Linked DNA regions of Homo sapiens: region 2 is linked to region 1. Evidence: read pairs that join two places in POLR2A ChIA-PET (ENCODE). Cell type or tissue: OCI-LY7. All regions are shown on one strand. Region 1 overlaps PHC3 (polyhomeotic homolog 3). Region 2 has its middle 18 kb from the start of PRKCI.

Region 1 (2,500 bases):
TAAACAAAATTCAATCCTGAGAAATTCTGAGATGAACAGAAGAGACAGTAAGCTCACTCTGGATGGCCCCCACATTTTCAGTATGAGAACCATGAGGCAAGATTATCTGGATAAAGTAAAGGAAGCAAAGGTAGAATTCAAAGCTTGAGAAGAATGACAGTGACTCAGGTGATTGCCTGAGATGATCCTCTCAGAGATGAAATCAAAGGCAGAAAAAGACAACAACATAAGGAAAATAATTATGCATAATCCTATGTTTCAAAGTGACAAATTTCTCCCACTGATAACAACTTTAAACAAAATAGTATACTGCTTTTTTAAAAGCTTTAAAAATTATCCCACTGAAGTATATTAAATAAACTACAGGCAAATCTTTTTTTAAAGATAGAAGGTTTTATCAATATAAGGAGAGACCAGTGCTTAAAGATGATAATCAAATGTAATTTGATTTTAAAAAACCTATTATATTGTTACAATTTATTTTATCTTTTGGGCTTTTTTGTCTCTTTTCAAGCTACACATTAAGATTAAGTTTATAAAATTCACATTTTAAAATGTTTTAAAGGTGTCACTCCTGTTCAAGTCATGAACATCCTTTGTTTTGCTCTGTCTGCTAAGAAAATGAATAATACAACTATTTTCAACAAAAGTTTTATCCCACCTGGTGCTATTAACTGGTGAATACTTGATGTCCGGGTGACAGCTGTGCTTCGTGATTCCAGGCTTGGGCTCTCTCCTTTCTTATTACTTTCTGGAGAAGGATCTCGTTGGCTGATTTTAGAACTGGTCACTGTTGTTTTGTTATGACAAATTGTCAATGACTGAGTTTGACTAGTGCTTTTTGGTGGACCATTCTGTGAGCTAGATAATACACCCAACTTCTGGCTGCGTAATGTTAAATTCTGAACCTAAGAACCACATAACAGAAAATTAGGATGAAAACAGATGGTTTTAATTGATGTGGTCATCATTACCATTATGACAATACTGACAACACATTTATATTATGCTTTTCATACGTAAAGCTCCAAGCACTTGAAAGAACTGATTAATCCTTAAGGAAAGGAGAGTTATTATTCTAAGTAATCACATCTTAAATATTAAGTGGCAATTTTTTAAAAGACATAAGAGAAAAGAAAAGAGGGAGGGAGAGAAAAAAAAGAAAGGAAGAGAGGGAAGAAGAAAGGGGGAGGGAAGGGGAGGAGAAGGGAAGGATCATAAAGAACTAAATAAAAGCAGTATGTATATATATATACAGACAGTGTGTGTATTATATATGTATGAACTGTGAATATGAGGAAATTACTCTGCAACATACTGCATTTAAAAGTTACCAGTTCTAGCTATAGAGATTAAGGGGACATTAACCTTGTAAGAAAATTAATTCATCAAATCATCTGCCCCATTGTGAAAATTATGAAAAGCATTTTCAAGCAACTCTTTTAATTTAGTAAAATTTTGGTGGTGGTGTTATTGAACATTCACTGCCTTTGAAAACTACATCTCATGAACTGAAAAGACTCTGCATGACCCTGAAATGGCTTTCTATGGTGGCTCCTGCTACACTCAGGGCTATATGAAACATACTGCCAGTCTGGATGGTAGCAAGGATTATCCCAATTAATCTCAGCTGAGATTTATAACCTTTCCAAACAGCAAGATGCAAGACAGAAAAATGCTGCTCCAAAAGTTGCTGAACTTCTTGCCTATCTAGAATGAATGTATCAAATATATGCAGGCTAGCACTGGCCCTGGGAGAGAAACTGAAATAAAAGAGACTCCGAAGTGATCAAGCAAATGATATACTGCTGCTTTATAAAAACATTCTTCAGTTTCATGTGTGTTCCGTCTCTACATCATTAACTGATGCTCAAAAGCTATACCTTCTCCCAGCACTTTGGGAAATCGAGGCAGGCAGATCACCTGAGGTAAGGAATTCAAGACCAGCCTGGCCAACATGGTGAAACTCCATCTCTACTAAAGATACAAAAATTAGCCAGGCGTGGTGGCACGCACCTGTAGCCCCAGCTACTCAGAAGGCTGAGGCAGGAGAATCACTTGAACCCAGGAGGCAAAGGGTGCAGTGAGCCAGATGGCACCACTGCACTCCAGCCTGGGCAACAGAGCGAGACTCTGTCTCCAAAACAAGCTGTCCTTTCTCAGGCTGGGTGTGGTGCCTCGCACCTGTAATCCCAGCATTTTGGGAGGCCGAGGTGGGTGGATCACTTCAGGCCAGGAGTTCCAGCCTCACCAACACGGCAAACCTGTCTCTACTAAAAATACACAAATTAGCCAGGCATGGTGGCGCATGCCTGTAATCCCAGCTACTCGGGAGGCTGAGGCATGAACTGCTTGAGCCTGGGAGGCGGAGGCTGCAGTGAGCCAAGATATTGCGCCATTGCCCACAAGTCTGGGTGACAGAGCAAGACTCTGTCTCAAAAAAACAAATAAATAAATAAATAATTTTTTAAAAAAGCTATACTTCAGGCCAAACTTTTCA
Region 2 (2,500 bases), 68 kb after region 1:
TTTAAGCCAGGAGGCGGAGGTTGCAGTGAGCCGAGATTGTGCCACTGCACTCCAGCCTGTGTGACAGAGTGAGACTCCATCTAAAAAAGAAAGAAAGAAAGAAAGAAAAAATCCCCACCTTATTTGTATGTATACTGAAATATGAGAGGACTAACAAAGACAACATAGAGTAATTTCCAGCTAGTCGTATCTACCATTCCATGATTCTGACTGAAAGATTTCAAGTTACATAAAATGAGAGTCACTTACCTAAAAGTTGTGTTTGACTTGAGGACACAGACTACTCAGCAGGCTGAACTAACTTTCCAGGTCACAGCTTTAAATTAACAAGGGAAGCAGAAAATAAAGACTTGCTCTGCTTGTTGTTGCTGGGTTCCCTCTTATCACACTAAGATTCATTTTAATACTCAAGTGTATATAAACCATAGGCTCATATTTGTTGAGTTCCTACAGTTTTCTATGTGCCAAAAAGAACTTCAAAGGTAAGTTTCCTGCCTCCTGCTTGAGGCATCTAATGACAGTGGGAGCTTTGCTTTAAAAGGCTCAGTGTATGGAGCCCTGGGATGATTTAATTATAGGGGGCTTCCTAATTTGTTATTCTTATCCAGAATAGGAAGCCATTCAATTCAGTAAAATACCTCCTGCTTGAGTCATGGGGTGAAAAGCACAGGGTGCAGGTGAACTAAAGCAGCTTTATCTCTAGAGTGCTATTCCCATTGACATTGTATACGTGATTAGGCAGCCAGAAAATCATCATAGACTATGAACTCTGCTTTCCCCCTGATTTATCTGTGGCCCAAAATAGGATATAGTTTAGTTTAATTCAAGGTCAGCAGAAATTCAATATGAAAACACTTGAGTCCATTAGGAAATAGGCGGAAGTGGTGGAGAAAATGAGCTAGTCTTCTGTGTGGGGGGAGCAGTTAGCAACTTTGTTGGGGGGAGGCGTTTACCCTAGAGGCTGTGGGAGAGAACTCAATAATTGAAGGAGGCCATTGTGGAGGTGGGTGAGGGGCTGTAGCAGGGATACTATTAAAATAGGTTTATAACTTCTTTCTCTCTTTTTTTTTTTTTTTTTTTTTTTTGAGCCAGGGTCTCATTCTGTCTCCCAGGCTGGAGTGCAGTGATCCAATCTCAGCTCACTGCAACCTCCGCCTCTGCAGCTCAAGCGATCCTCCCACCTCAGCCTCCCCAGGGGGACGACAGGGAGGGACTGGGACTACAGGCGCGTGCCACCACGCTTGGCTAATGTTTTTTTTTGTTTTTGTTTTTTTTTTTGAGACAGAGTCTCACTCTGTTGCCAGGCTGGAGTACAGTGGCGCCATCTCACCTCACTACAGCCTCCGCCACCCAGGCTCAAGCGATTCTCATGCCTCATTCTTCCAAGTAGCTGGGACTACAGGTGGGAGCCACCATCCTCGGCTAATTTTTCCATTTTTTGTAGAGACGGAGTTTCACCATATTGTCCAGGCTAGTAATGTTTTTTGTTTGTTTGTTTTTGTTTTTTACTTTTTTTTTTTTTGTAGAGATGAGGTCTCACCATATTGCCCAGGCTGGTCTCAAATTCTTAGGCTCCTTCTGCCTGGGCCTCCCAAAGTGCTGGGATTACAGGTGTGAGCCACCAACCCTGGACTAGGTTTACATTTTCAATTGAATGTGCCACCCTCAAAAACAGGTCTGCCTTTTTAAATTGGAGGGTGGCTTACATGTTATGGTTGATTGTTGTCAGTGACAGTGTACTTGGTGCAAACTCTTTCAACATGTCATTTTATTAGTCTACTTTGCCTTTTAGTCTAGCCAGACACAAGTGGGTTCTCAAAGAAAAGAAGAAGAGTTCTCAAAGAAGATGAAGTAGACTTATGTGCTGTTGCAATTTATAATTTACTGACACATAGCTGGCACTATTTTGCATTTTTTCTCTTCACTAGCATGTGACCTGACATCACATCTGGATTGTAACTTTCTTGAAAAAATGGAGAGGGCATAGTGCTTGACACCAGTTAACCCTGTAAGAGTCAATTATCTTGAGGTTTCTTAGACTTCTTTGAGTAGTCAGTGGCTTTCATTAAATGAGTGTTCCATAATTCTTTTTTTTAACTGTTGACTCCTCCGGTTAATGGAACTCCCCATCTGTGGTTCATTAAAACAAATCTCTTCTTTCACTTGCTTTTTTGTATTAACATTGTCCTACTTTTTTTTTTTTTTTTTGAGACAGAGTTTCGCTCTTGTTGCCCAGGCTAGAGTGTAATGGCGCGGTCTTGGCTCACTGCAAACTCCACCCCCCGGGGTTCAAGCGATTCTCCGGCCTCAGCCTCCTGAGTAGCTGGGATTACAGGCACCTCCCACCACATCCAGCTAATTTTTTTGTAGTTTTGGTAGAGACAGGGTTTCACCATGTTGGTGGGGCTGGTCTCAACCTTCTCACCTCATGTAATCCACCCACTTGGCCTCCCAAAGTGCTGGGATTACAGGCGTGAGCCACTGCACCCAGCCTGTCCTA

The links. ChIA-PET counts read pairs that join two places held together with the same protein. Peaks named below come from ENCODE experiments on the same cell type or tissue, not always from the same donor. Only the 100,000 strongest peaks of a DNase experiment are listed, where the experiment ranks them.
Region 2: POLR2A ChIA-PET joins it to region 1 with 6 read pairs; 2 of 35 experiments call an interaction of 5 or more read pairs at or near these places.

What each region holds. Positions count from the first base shown.
Region 1 is chr3:170,135,758-170,138,257 of GRCh38, forward strand. It overlaps PHC3 (polyhomeotic homolog 3), which reads right to left. Exons shown (of 15, transcript NM_024947.4): 7 at 662-908. Among named protein-coding and RNA genes, the nearest start is that of PHC3, 45 kb to the right of the region's middle. In OCI-LY7, no CTCF peak of the experiment used is centred here; no DNase peak of the experiment used is centred here; H3K27ac peaks cover 505 bases.
Region 2 is chr3:170,203,467-170,205,966 of GRCh38, forward strand. No RefSeq gene overlaps it. Among named protein-coding and RNA genes, the nearest start is that of PRKCI, 18 kb to the right of the region's middle. In OCI-LY7, no CTCF peak of the experiment used is centred here; no DNase peak of the experiment used is centred here.